Linked DNA regions of Homo sapiens: regions 1 and 3 are each linked to region 2. Evidence: chromatin contacts called from ENCODE Hi-C or POLR2A ChIA-PET data. All regions are on one chromosome and are shown on one strand. The core of a region is the stretch at or near the end of the contact, and the rest is flanking DNA. Distances in the headings are between cores, read along the strand shown. Region 1 has its middle 51 kb from the start of CYCS. Region 2 holds the start of GSDME (gasdermin E). Region 3 has its middle 48 kb from the start of OSBPL3.

Region 1 (4,619 bases), core at 1,827-4,326, 320 kb before region 2:
TTAAAATGGCCTGGGGAAGGGAAGAGAGAATAACTCAGAAGCCCAGGGGAGAAATGAGAAATATTCAACACAAAGGTGGAAGGTAGAAGAGACGCTGCTATCACAGGGCAGAAGAGAGGCTAGGAACCAACTTCCTGGAGCTGCTCCTGTCCTGTTCCCCATATCACACACCTCTGTGCCTTGCTTCACACAAAAAATAAGCCATTTTCCTGCAAGCTTTTGTCTTGGGCTCTGCTTCTTGGAAATTCAGACTAAGACAACCTCTCACCACAGGCCACTCATCACCTGTGAAAATCTGCAATTTAACAGTCTGAACATATATAAATTCCACAGAGGAGTGAGGGCCTAATGACTAAGGTGGACAAACAGAGGCAGAGGAAGGATTTTCCTATGAGTGGGACAGCAGTGGGCTGTCCCACCGATAAGAGTGTTTTAAAATAGCCAGGCGTGGTGGCACATGCCTGTGGTCTCAGCTACTCTGGAGGCTGAGGTGGGAGGATCACTTGAGCTCAGGAGACGGAGGTTGCAATGAGCCGAGATCGTGCCACTGCACGCTAGCCTGGGTAACAGAGAGAAACCCTCTCTCAAATTAAAAATAATTTTTGAAAAAGGGTGTTTTTGTTTACCTGGGAGACTTGAGTCACATCAGAGTGTCTAACAATGTGATTTATGGCAGGGGCTTTGGGCCACCTGGTATCTGTTCTACCTCCAGAGCGGCTGGAAAATAAAGGACAGCCTTTAGTCTATGACACACCGTCTGTGTGATCCAGCCCCAGTAAGAACTCTGGACATGAAGACTCAGGTGAGCTTCCCTGGTTGGCAATACTCCGTGTATATTTCAAACATCATTGCCAGGAAAGGTAGTGATGTCCATGACTCCACTGAGAGTAGACAACTGGGAGCTCCATGTTTGAAACTTTCTAGGTGATATGGTTTGGCTGTGACCCCACCCAAATCTCATCTTGAATCATAGCTCTCATAATCCCCACGTGTCCTGGGAAAGACCCAGTAGGAGGTAATTGAATCATGAGGGCGGGGTTTTCCCATACTGTTCTCGTGACTGTGAATAAGTCTCACGAGATCTGATGGTTTTATAAAGGGCAGTTCCCTTGCACACACTCTTTCGTGCCTCCACGTAAGACATGGCTTTGCTTCTCCTTCACCTTCCTCCATGATTGTGAGGCCTCCCCAGCCATGTGGAACCGTGAGTCCACTGAACCTCTTTTTCTTTATAAATTCCCCAGTCTCGGGTATGTCTTTATTAGGAGCATGAGAACAGACTGATACACCTGGACTCTGCCCCATGTGTCTCTTCTTTTCACTGATTCTAATCTGTATCTTTTCACCATAGTAAACCAAAACAGTGGGCATAACAGTTTTGGTGCATTCTGTGAGTGCTTCCAGTGAATTGTCAAACCCAAGGATAGTCTTGGGGACCCCCTGAACTTACAAGTGCTATCAGAATAAAAAATGATCCTCTACGCTGTCAAATAGGACAGACTAGGGAAGCCAACCTGTTGTAGGAAAAAGGGGAAGATGAGTAAACGATATTCTTCTGTCAGATCTAGTTGTACATTTCTTTCTGTGTTTGTTTCAGCTAGATGCCACCAGGCTTGTCACAGAATTCAGAGATTCGTTGTACCTATGACGAGGCCAAAGCATTAGAGATAGATCAGGGAGGTCTCTGTCCTCAATGCGTCTTCACCCCATTGTGGGGTGAAGCTGGGAATCTCTCTTAGGAAAAGGTGAGTTGGGAGGTAGGTGAGTGAAATGGACACTTGGAAGTTTTGACAACTTTTTCTCCATGTGAAAATTGTTCCTCGTTAATCAAACTTGAAAAATCTGAGTAAGCTAACAGGTTTCCTTATTAAACTCCTTTAGGCTGAGGACTCTGTCTTAGTATTTCTGCGTTCATAGCACCAAGTACAATATACAGCATAGGGTAAATTCACGGTCATTCTAATTTTTAAATTAATCATTTGGTATGTAATTTCATATAAGGTAAAAAAGAGGACTTCTGAACTTAATCTGAAAAGATGTCTCAATGTATTCTTACAAGCTCACCTTTGTTTGATGCTAATTTTAATTTTTCTGATTTGATTGAAAAAAACATTTTGAAGAAAAAAGCACCCATAATATCCTCTTATTATGAAAATTTTCTATATTATTATGTAGCCTCCATATTATCTGAAATCCCTGCTGAATATTCTGTATCGTTCATAAATATTCTGTATAGTTTGTAATCAAAGTATGCCTAAAGAAGATAACGCTGGTGCTGTGCAGAAGACAGTTTAGACAGTTGCACTGTTGATCAGGACCCAGTAATAGAGCCAGCAGACAGAAGAACCTGAGTCCTTTAGTCATCCATGGAGGAGAGCCCCACCATCCTGGAATACCCTGCTGGACTGATATAAGCATCAGAAACTCGATTTTTTTTTTTTTTTTGGCTGTTACATCTTGGTTCTGTTTATTATAGTAGTTGAATCTACTCTAATAATGCAAAAATTGATACCATGCTAGCCAGGTGTGGTGCCATGAAGAAGGGTACTGCCATAAGAAAGACCAAAAATATGTGATATCGTTCAGGTGCAGTAGCTCACGCCTGTAATCCCAACAATTCAGGAGGCCGAAGCAGGCGGATCACGAGGTCAAGAGATCGAGACCATCCTGGCCAATATGGTGAAACACCATCTCTACTAAAAATATAAAACTTAACCAGGCGTGGTGGCGGGTGCCTGTAATCTCAGCTACTTGGGAGGTCGAGGCAGGAGAATCACTTGAACCTGGGAGGCGGAGGTTGCAGTGAGCCGAGATCATGTCACTGCACTCCAGCCTGATGACAGAGCAAGACTCCATCTCAAAAAAAAAAAAAAATGTGCCATTGGCTTCACAGTTGAGCAGCAGGAAAGGAAAAAATAGTATGCTATAAATCTGAACATTCTAAAGTCTATGCTGTCAACCACACTGCAGAGCCAAAATAGGGCTTCCTGACTCACTCGCTGTGAATGGTTACAAGTGTGCTGATACTTTGATGCCCTCTGCTTTCCAAGGGAACTCAGAGTTCAAGGTGGCCAAGCTCCCCAGCCTGGCTGCCTCCAGCCAAGAGCAGCCTCGTGTTTACCACTAGTGAGCCATTTAAATACTAAATAAATATAAAGCATTTTTTTCATTCCTTTTGACTGAAAAAGAAAGCAACCTCTGTAAACTCTCTTATAAAACCACTCAGACTTTTTTCTGTCTTGAGTTATATAAATGATTAAAAACCCTAGCCAATTTCAAACTAGTTTCTTCTCCCCCTTTTTCCCCAACTTCCTAAATCAAAGACTGTCAAAGTCAGCATATATCATGAGTCTCCTGTATTAAGTAGATTACTTTTTTTTTCTGCCCTGCTTAACTATAATCACAGGTAGCATGAGAATTACAAGGAATTTCATCACTGAATTTCCTTTTCAAAAATTTACTTAAATCAAGAATTTGTGGTTACCAAGAGTGACAGTAGGAAGTGGGGTAATCCATGCTGTCTATACAAGTAGGGCATATTATTAATGCGCTTTGTTCCAAATTGTGAAAACAGGCCAGCTGGTGAAGACCCAACAACAAACTAAGGCCCAGGTGGGTCAAATTCCAAACTTGAGACATGGCTAAGACATCGATTTTTCTTGGTTCAGTTGTATATTCTCAAGGAGCTCTCATATTATACCTTTTTAAAAAGTGTATGCCTTAAAAAGGATTAAAATGGCAAACTTTGTTATGTATATTTTACCACAATTTTTAAAAAGGTATATGAGACAAGAAGCTTTACTTCTGACCTGCCTATTCCCAGATGCATAGAATATCATAGACTATCAATGTGAGAACCTTAGAGATTGCCTAGACATTTTGATTATTAAGCACTGGATATTTACTCATTTATACCTCAACTTATTTCAGGAAGTTCAAGGCAACTTAAAAGCTATATAAAATATAGTGAGACAGGCCGGGCACGGTGGCTCACGCCTGTAATCCCAGCAGAATTTTATTTTGGGAGGGCTGAGGTGGGGGGAATCACTTGAGGCCAGGAGTTCGAGACCAGCCTGGCCAACATGGTGAAACCCTGTCTCTACTAAAAATACAAAAATTAGCCGGGCATGGTGGCACATGCTTGTAATCCCAGCTACTTGGGAAGTTGAGGCAGGAGAATCACTTGAACCTGGGAGGTAGAGGTTGCAGTGAGCCGAGAACATGCCACTGCACTCCAGCCTGGGCGACAGAGCAAGACTCTGTCTCAAAAAAAAAAAAAAATATATATATATATATGTGTGTGTGTGTGTGTGTGTGTGTGTGTATAGTGTGTATATATATGTGTGTATATGTGTGTGTGTGTACATATGTGTGTGTATATATGTATATATAGTGAGGCAATATAAAATAGAAGTAGTAGGTAAGAACTTTATAATTATTTTGATACTTTCAAAAATTACCATTTTTAAAAGATAATTTTCAAAGTAGGATAGAATCACAACATAAATTCATATGTAAAAATTAAACTGTATATTAATGGGGAAACTGGTACAGAGATTGTAAGCAGTTTAAGGGAGAAGTTGAAAAACAGACATATTTACAGATCAGGAATATTGAAA
Region 2 (4,524 bases), core at 2,005-4,504:
TCAATGTATGCCAAATTTTATTTTAATTTATGTTAGTAGCTATGTTCCTCTGGGAAGCAATCAATATGGTAAAAGGCAAAATTATGCATATGTGAAAAATGTAGTCTTAATTTAAAGGCAACTTTAGCTGAAAAGTAATTAATAAAGGCAAGGAAACTAATTTTTATTGAGTGCTACTATGGGCTGAGTACTTTATATAATCTCATGACAATGTTATAAGTAATTTTTAAATGGGAAGTTATACAATTTGCCTAAAGTCACTCAGCTGGTAAGTGGTAGGCTGGATTCTACCCAAATCTGATGGATCCAAAGTCTGTTTTTCTCTCCTTTGCAGAGGTTATTAATCTGAAAGCGTCCAGGTCTCCAAATGTGGTTCTCAAGGAACTAGGAAGCAATTATGGCAGCCATGCAGAGCTGGTTTATTGGTGTATTCATTTACGAAATAAATCCCGGTAATGAGTTTTATTGACTTTTGCTGCCCTTTGCGTATTTTTCCTTAGCAAGAATCTAGGCATAGGGTAGGAAATACACGACACCCAATAGATGTGTTTCAGAAGTTCTGTAAGTTGAAACATAGTTTATATAACGAATCTTTTTGAAAGCAGATGCTGCTTACCATCATCATTAGGACCACTCCAATTGATCTCCTGTGAGATTTTCTTTCCATAGCCCTCCATTTCCTCAAAGGGGATATATCTATATGGAATAAGAAGATTGGAGTTCCACGTTTTCTTTTTATTTACTTTTTTCCAATTGGGCTAAAAGTTTCCATGTTGTATATGTTCATCTGAAATCTTCAAATAGTCTATTTAACAATAATAATAAGCACAATTATTTTTTTAAAAAAGTTATGGCTGTGCCAGAACCTTTTCATCCCCCCACCATTGGACAGGGAGAGCAGCAGACTGGGGTCAGGTGAGATCTTGAACACAAGTCATCCCTCTCTCCCAACACAGACCATGCTCCTACACTGCTTGGGTGGGGGGACCCCTACTGCACTTCTGCACTTCTTATTTTCTGTTCTGGAGAGTCTACCCTATGGTGGGTTAAAACTCAGATGGTGCTGAACAACCTGGGTTAAAATCTTGGCTCTGTCTCTTCCCAGTTGTATGAGCATTCCAGTTTGTGCCTCAATTCCCTCATTTGTAACTTGAAACCCCCAAATAGTTGTAAGGATTAAATGAGCCAATCATTGCATGTAATGTACTCAGAAGCATGCTTGGTGACAGTAGACAGAAAGTGCTACATAAATAATAGCAGCTGATATTATTACTATCTTCCTCGGGCATTTAATTAAAAGACTAGGCAGGACAAAAAAAAAAGTGACAGAATTTGAAGCCACTTAGTAACTGTTGCATCAAAAAGTTCACCCACTCTGAATTACAAGTGGTAACTATCTAGATAGAGGACTGGGGCTTTTTGGGGTGGGAACCTGATGAGTATGCTGTTTATGAGGATATTCTTAAGGTCAGTACCCTAGCGGGGGATGCAATAATCTCTGGCAACAAGCCAGAATCATCACCGTATAATTTTATAATGATAGAGAACCAATAGCATACATGAAAAGTCTCTTGACAGGGCTGGGATTCTTTCTTTCGTCCAACATCTCATCACATTAGCAAATCAGGGGCCTACCACCATGGACCATTTCGAACCACTTCTTCATCCAATAACCACTAATTGTGCACTTATTTTGCGCTGGGTACTGCAAGGATGTGTACTGCCCCACAGTCTAGGTGGAGAAACAAACAAAAGGATTCATTTCTTAATTCAACAATTATTTACTGGATAGCTACCATGTGTCAAATCCTAAACTAGGTGCTGGGCATAGGGAACAAAACAGACCAGCTGCCCTCATGCTGCTGACATTTTACAGGAGAGGATAATACATGAAATAAGAGGCACACAGTCTATCAGATGGTGGTGAGTGCAAAGAGAAAAATAAAGCAGAGGAGGAACTAGGAGGTGTTCCCGTGGGTGGGTGGGCAGCACTTTTAATTTGGATAGTCAGGAAAGGCTTTACAGTGAGGTGGATAATTGCAATCTAGAGATATGTTTAAAGCATAGCGGGGCCCAAGGGAAAGCGCTGCCGGGCTTCTCTACCTGCCCTCCCCGAACAGCCTTTAAGACAGCCACACAACTCCATACTGTGTGAGCTCTCGCAGGGCAGAAATTTCATTTTCTCTTACTCTTTGCTCTCAGCTTAGTAGAGAGCATTGCACAGTGAAGACGATACACTGACTGAAAGTGTCACTGAGCAATGGGCTCGTAACCTGAGGCACACAGAAACCAAACTGTGGCACAGGCTTTTGAGAAAAGAAAAACTTCTATTGCCAGTCAACTGGCAAGGAGACAAGAGGCAAAGCTTAAATCTGTCTTCTGGACCTGGGAGCGGGTCAGGCGTTTTTGGCATTTCTAACCAGTCCCAGGTGATGCCAATGCAGCCTTCTGCGGGGCGCGCGGTGTTCACAATTAGAAAGCTTTCCCTCTTGCACACGCCCGGGAGATTTTGGCTCTGCCTCGCTGTAACAACTTAAGTAATGGTTAATCGGTTTCAGCTGGTCCTAATGTTACAAAAAGAGCTAATATTTAAGTCAGTTCATCAGAAAGCAATGTTTGAGCACCAGCTATGCTGAGATTCCCTCGTTCAGTATTCGTTGAGCACCCAGTGTGTGAGAGCGCCTGGTTTTGCCCTCAAGGAGCTTAGAGTGGAGTTTACAGGAATGAATCACTGATTAGCGGCAGGCCTAAGTGTGGGCACTGTCGCACCACACACCCAGATACTACTCCAGGCACGGGCATTAGGGGCTCCCACAGGCTGGACAGGCCTTGGACTTTCCTGGTTGAACCGTGAGGCCGCGGTGTCAGTCCACACTCCACTGTGGGTGGCGGGTTCGGCCCCGCGAGGAGGCGCCGCTCTCAAACCCCACGGTCCCGCGCAGCGAAGAGGCGAGGCGGCCGCGGAAGGCAGGCGCAGCCCACTCTTCCCGAGAGGCCCCGACATCTCCCGGGTGAGTCCCGAAAAGCGCGCGGGGACTCCGGCTGAGCGCTGGGCCGTCAGCAACCCGGCTCCCAGAGAGTCACACGAAGGAGGGGAAGCGGCTCTCTCTGGGGCTTCTGGGAGGTCTGGCCCGGGCCCCTCCCGCAGCCTCCGGCGGCCAGTCCCGCGGCTCTGGGGCGCCCGGACCGAGCAAAGGTCCCGGCGGGCGGGCCCTCTCTCCGCCCTCCCCAAGCGCCCGCCCCCCGCCGGCCCAGCGCAGGCTCCTCCGACTCCGCCAGCGCAGGGGGCGCGGCTGCCGGGGACCCAGCAGCGGGCGCGCGGGTAAGTGCGCGGCGGGCGCGGGCTGCGGGATCCGCTCCGGGCTCCACTCCGGATCCTCTTTGGTCTGTTTGGGTGTCCCGGGCCGGGGGCAGCCGAGGCCGCGCGGCGCTTTCTCTCTGGGCCACCCTCCCCTCGCTCCTTCCTAGGGGAGACGAATCGATTGGCTGCCCGGCCGCCGGAACGGCAGGTCCCGTCGCTCCCCTCGCCTCCCGCATTCCCGGCCCGGTCCCCTCCCATCACCGCGTCCCGCCCCAACTCGCAGTCAGCATCCCCTTCCCATCCTCTCCCCGTCCCCGCTGCCACTTCCTTCCTTGGATGTTGGAAGCGCAGCTGGTATTTTCGTTCTCCCAACCCCCCAAACCCCCCCTCCCCATTCGTTCATCCTTTGTGTTCCGGTCTCTTCTCTGGGTGCTGCGGAGGCTCTCCCGGCTCGGGGGCGTGTGTGCAGGGAGGCGGACCGCGGAACAGATACGGAGTTCAGTCTCTCTGGACGGAAAAAAGTCCCCCTCCACTTTGCTCCGGTATCTAGAGAGCTCCTAGCTTGGGGAGGAGGCCAAGCCCCACTCGGTGTGCCTGGCATGCGCTGGAATGGCTCTCAAGAGCTGCCCGCGTGGCTTCCTTTGGTCTCCATTTGAGGACCTCTGACCCTTTCCAGAGCCGCTTGCCGTCTGCACCCCGAGGGGAAAGACTAGAGGGCACCTCTTAGAAAAGCGCTGGTTGTGGACTGAACACACCGACCACCCACTCCTCCAGAGTCTACTCTGTCCAGAATAGTGAATGGGATAATGAAAGGGATGGATGGCTTGCGGTCGCTGTCCTCGAGACGCAGGCAGGTGGGGCAAGTCCAAGTGGAATGAAAGGAGTGCTGTGGGGTTGGAGAAGCAGCTGAAGAGTGAAATTAATTGTCTTCACAATCTACCACCACCAAGCTCTTTTTCTAAAGGAGAAGTTGAGCCCAGACCATTAGGTAGATCTGAGAGAGAAAGGGCCCAACCCCCTAGCCACGGTCCCTTGGCTAGGTTCTTTGTTATTGTTGAGAGAGGGTCTCGCTCTGTCACCAAGGCTGGAGTGCAGTGGCACTATCCTAGCTCACTGCAGCCTTGAATTCCTGGGCTCAAGGGATCCTCCCATACACCCGTAGCTGAGACCGCAGGTGCCTGCCACCACACCGCATCTTCTCTATTCTTACCCAGACTGCCCTC
Region 3 (4,243 bases), core at 564-3,063, 270 kb before region 2:
CAATTTCATCTGGTACAAACATGGTGAAGGGTCATTGGGGATGAGAGTGTGGCCAACACATTTCCTCCTTCCTACTGTTAAGGAGATTAATTTTCCCATTATCAATACAGTTCTTCAGTGGCGATTGGTGACAAGTCGATCATCTGGTTGGATATCAATTAAATTAAAATCTGCTCTTAACCCTAATAGTCTCTTCACCTAATGCCCGACACAGAACCACAACCGCTTTAACGAAACAGGCCAAGATCGTAGAATCTTAGGACTAGGAAGAAATTCAGGGGTCATAAAATCCAGTGCTTACCGAATACCACTTTGTAACACATAGAGAAAAATAGGACAATGTAATGAGTTTTATTTTATCTAAATGAATTCAACGTAAAGACCTGGCTTTATTCTGGGATTTTTTTTTTTGTTGTTGTTCTCCTATTTCTTCAGCGATATATAGCTTTTGTTTGTTTAGGCTTTTCTTGGCAAAATAAAAATTGGGTTTTCCTTTGGGAATCCTCTCTTCAAGTTTCCTGTTGCTTTTTGATCTTATTCTGTTCATGCCCTCAAAGGCCTATACCACAGCTTTACTGTGACCTCGTGTCACTGTTTCTTTGTCAATTTCATCCTTTATTCCCCATCACCTATCAGGACATGGACTCCAGCCTCTCAGCACACCGAATTTGTGCCTGAGTGTGTGGTAAGACCTCAAGATAAAGGTTTGTCTTCTGTGATTCTTTGTCACTGCTTCGTCCCATGTCACATCTCACAGGGAATTATTTTGACACTCTCCCCTTATAAATGAGGTCCAACTCATTTGTGAGAACTTGAGCTGTAATTTGCAGTTTGTCGTGGCATGTTTTATCTACTTTGACTCGGGTTGTTTCTCTCCGTCTTATCATTTAACAAGTACATAGTCTATTTTTACTTCTCCTAACTCTAGCTTTTATTCCACCTATCCTTCGCCTGATATATTTTCCAGGACTTCTTTTTCTGGAATGATTTCTCGTTATCTCACTTATCTTAAATCCAAACTTAGTCTTTAGGTACAAGAATCTGTGACTTTTTCTATCCATTCACAAACATTTACTTATTGATGATTTCTTTTTAGGTTGCTTCCTTGGGCCGGTGAGCTCTTGGATCCATTTCTTGCCCTCCCCCAGTTCTGCCTTATGTCACAGGGCTGTGTGACCCCATGCAGGCTGGGCTTTTCAGGGCCCTGAGTCCCTTGGTTTCCAGCTGGGTTTGTGCAATGGGAGACTGGCTAGGGGGGCGGGGAGAAGCTCAGGCTCCAGCAGCCATGTCTCTCCCCACTGGTCTCACCACTGCCAGGCAGGCCCATCAAGGTCCCAGCTCTGATGACACCACCTGTCACCCAGGTCCCCTCAGCCCAGCAGCTAGAGGGCTTCTTGGTGGTGCTCAGCTCTGGGGTGCACCCCTTACCCTAGCAACCACTTCCCTGCATTGATCTCTGCTCTGAACACTCAGAGAGCTTTCTCTTTTCCAGGTTAGACCCTGACTGACATAAAGGTAAATTCTCAGAAGTTTAATTGCTGCATCACAAACTTTAAGACTTTAAAAGGAAGGTTAAAGAGATGTCTTTATGCTTTCTTACTCTCCCCAAGGCCTTTCTTCCACCTGTAACTTTCTGAGCAAGCTCAGGGCCCTTCCCTTCTACCATCTTCTCTGTTTACACATCTCAGCCCCTGGGCATTGGAATATCTGTCTGATCACAGTTCATTTTTTAAAATGATAAACAAAGCAAAGAGGTGAGATGGAAAGTCACCACTTCCTGTGGTAATTGTTATCTAGGCTTTCAGAACACGCCTAGGCAAGTGGAAAGAATAAGCAATTATCTGCGTAATTCAAGCAAACATTGACTCCCCTTATTTGACATGAGTGGCTAGTGGAAGGAAGGGAGAAGTGGAATTAATTACTAATGCCTTTGAAATCTCAGGAATTAGCTAGGGAGTTGCTGAACTCACGACGTCATTTTTTCACGACGTCATTTTCTATCGGGAGTCTGGTGAAGGAATGGCATCTGGCTGGCCATTTCAACGATTTCACCAAGTTTTGAATTTTGGCAGGACTAAGTCAAAGAACAAAGTGACTTTTGTGGTTTCTGGAGCAGAAAGACTTAGTGACTTTGACTCAGCAAGCCAGATGAGAAGGCTCCAGGCACTGCCTCCCCAGGCATGGAGATGGCTGCCTATAAATCTGAGTTACTGCATTTTTCACTTGCATCAGACAGGGCCCTCATTAGAAACAAGGCTACCATCAAATTTGGGTCAAGGTCTGGCTTCGTGTTGTGATTTACCAAATAAAGACTATCAACTGTCTTTTTCAGGCTGCTGATTTATCTTTAGCTTTCTCTGAATTTGTGACTCTAAAAGACCGTGCTTATTTGGCAATGTAACATAATCACGAAAATAAATTGTATAGCAAGCCATTCTTTGAATGCAGACATAGGGAGGCAGCTGCGGTGGAAAGAGCCCTGATCTTGCAGTCAAGAGATCTGAGTTTGAGTCCAGACCTTACTACTCACTAGCTGAACAACCACACTCAGCCACCAAATCACAGTGAGTTTCTTATCGATTAAAATTAAGTGCTATGAAAGTGAAGAAGTTAACATGAAAGAGTAACATACAAGCACAAATTAATATTATTATTAAATTCTTCAGTTCCATTTTTTCAGTGTTGGTTATGGACTGGTGCTAACTCTCCGGCTACTTGCATCCTTTCATTAGCCCATTGTTAAAAGCAACGGATGAAATAGCAGGCGTGTCAGGGTAGCTAGTCAGGGGCTACCATTGACATGGCTACACGGGGACCAGGGTCTGAAAGCCACAGCTAAAGTAACCCTCTGTTTGATAGTCGGGTTTCAAAATTATAAACTGAGAGATCCTAGTCAGGCTCAGATGGGAGCACATCCCATTTCCTCTGCTTCCTCCCTCAGCTCGCCCTTCCTGACTTCCTGTGAGTGCCACTATTTGGACATTTTGAGGTCCTAGCAGCTCTCCTCCCATACAGCTGTGGGGACAGGCTACTCTCAGCAAGCCAGACCATCTCAGGCCGACTGGACACAGTGAGCATGAACACAGTGAACAATCTTTTAAAACAGACCCAGAAAATAACATGAAGCCAAGAACAAGGTAGATACCATTTGCAATTTAAAGTGTGATATCATAGGAACAAAAGCGTTTTGACTGTCACTGAAGCTTTGTTTTCCCAGGCCAGAAAAACTGTGAAAGAACAACTAGAAATGAATGTACACGTATTTTGTTTTGTTCTGATAAATGCTGGATCAGAGCACATTGCCTCAACTGTCTACATCCTTTCAGTCCAGAAGAATAGCCAGCAGACATCTATCTTCTCTGCAGGATGAGAAACTAAGTTTCACGGACATTCTTCAGAGGTTGTTTTCATTCCTTTTTTTTTCCCTTGAGACAGAGTCTCGCTCTGGCACCCAGGCTAGAGTGCAGTGGCACCATCTTGGCTCATTGCAACCTCCGCCTCCCAGGTTCAGGCAATTCTCATGCTTCAGCCTCCCAAGTAGCTGGGACTACAGGTGTGTGCCACCATGCCCAGCTAATTTTTGTATTTTTAATAGAGACAGGGTTTCCTCATGTTGGCCAGGCTGGTCTCGAACTCCTGGCCTCAAGTGATCCACCCACCTCAGCCTCCCAGACTGCTGAGATTACTCCAGTAGGATTTTTCTGAGTGTTCCTAGGTTTGTGATCAAATATTATAAGGCCATGAAAATGGCATTGATCTAGGCTTAATGAACTGATGAAACAAACACTTATGGATATCTTCCATATGCCAGGTGCAGTTCTAGTCAGTGCACTGAAAATACAGCAATGGATAAGAAAGGTGATCCCAGACCTCAAAGAGCTTATATTCTGGTGGGGACGGGGGGAGGTAGATAAAAAAGTATACAAATAAACATGCAATATAAATTCTAGTAGCAATAAGTTTTAGTAAAAATAAATAAATATGTAAAGCCTAGAAACTTAATATTTATAGTAAGTATACAAGAAAGAATTTAGAGACTATTTTAGATGAGGTTGTCAGGGTAGGTATCTCTGAGTGACATTAGAATTGAGACCTAAATGAGGTGAGGAAGTGGCCTCTAGGGCTGTTTGTGACAGGAGGAGCAAACTCTAATAGGATCAGCATGAGCTCCTGAGGTCGGTGTATTTGCAAAACAATGAGGCAGCCAGGGTGGCCACTCAGAGTGTGATGGAGAGAGCGCTAG

What was found. A loop is a pair of places that touch in the nucleus more often than their neighbours do. ChIA-PET counts read pairs that join two places held with the same protein, here RNA polymerase II (POLR2A). Pooled maps may share reads with other maps.
Region 1: a pooled map shows a loop between it and region 2 (2.4-fold over the local background). The contact joins the enhancer-like site here to the promoter of GSDME in region 2. A Hi-C loop is called at or near these places in 8 of 50 pooled maps. POLR2A ChIA-PET finds 5 or more read pairs at or near these places in 3 of 52 experiments (H1, OCI-LY7 and endothelial cell of umbilical vein).
Region 3: a loop to region 2 is called in a pooled map, with 10 times the contacts of the local background. The contact joins the enhancer-like site here to the promoter of GSDME in region 2. A Hi-C loop is called at or near these places in 10 of 50 pooled maps. POLR2A ChIA-PET finds 5 or more read pairs at or near these places in 2 of 52 experiments (Panc1 and activated CD4-positive, alpha-beta T cell).

Annotation. Positions count from the first base shown.
Region 1 is chr7:25,072,053-25,076,671 of GRCh38, reverse strand. No RefSeq gene overlaps it. Among named protein-coding and RNA genes, the nearest start is that of CYCS, 51 kb to the left of the region's middle. Within about 2 kb of position 3,076, at least 2 of the 41 ENCODE cell types and tissues checked have a DNase peak (open chromatin) inside an H3K27ac peak, as active enhancers do.
Region 2 is chr7:24,756,194-24,760,717 of GRCh38, reverse strand. It overlaps GSDME (gasdermin E), which reads left to right and starts at 3,254. Exons shown (of 10, transcript NM_001127453.2): 1 at 3,254-3,322. LOC124901820 (translation initiation factor IF-2-like) reads left to right here. Exons shown (of 3, transcript XM_047421177.1): 2 at 2,781-3,056; 3 at 3,149-4,394. The coding sequence ends at 3,862. RefSeq lists silencers at 2,105-2,254, 3,065-3,644, 3,655-3,704 and an enhancer at 2,755-2,984.
Region 3 is chr7:25,026,346-25,030,588 of GRCh38, reverse strand. No RefSeq gene overlaps it. Among named protein-coding and RNA genes, the nearest start is that of OSBPL3, 48 kb to the right of the region's middle. RefSeq lists an enhancer at 1,270-1,771. Within about 2 kb of position 1,813, at least 9 of the 41 ENCODE cell types and tissues checked have a DNase peak (open chromatin) inside an H3K27ac peak, as active enhancers do; they include Panc1, where a contact is called at or near this core.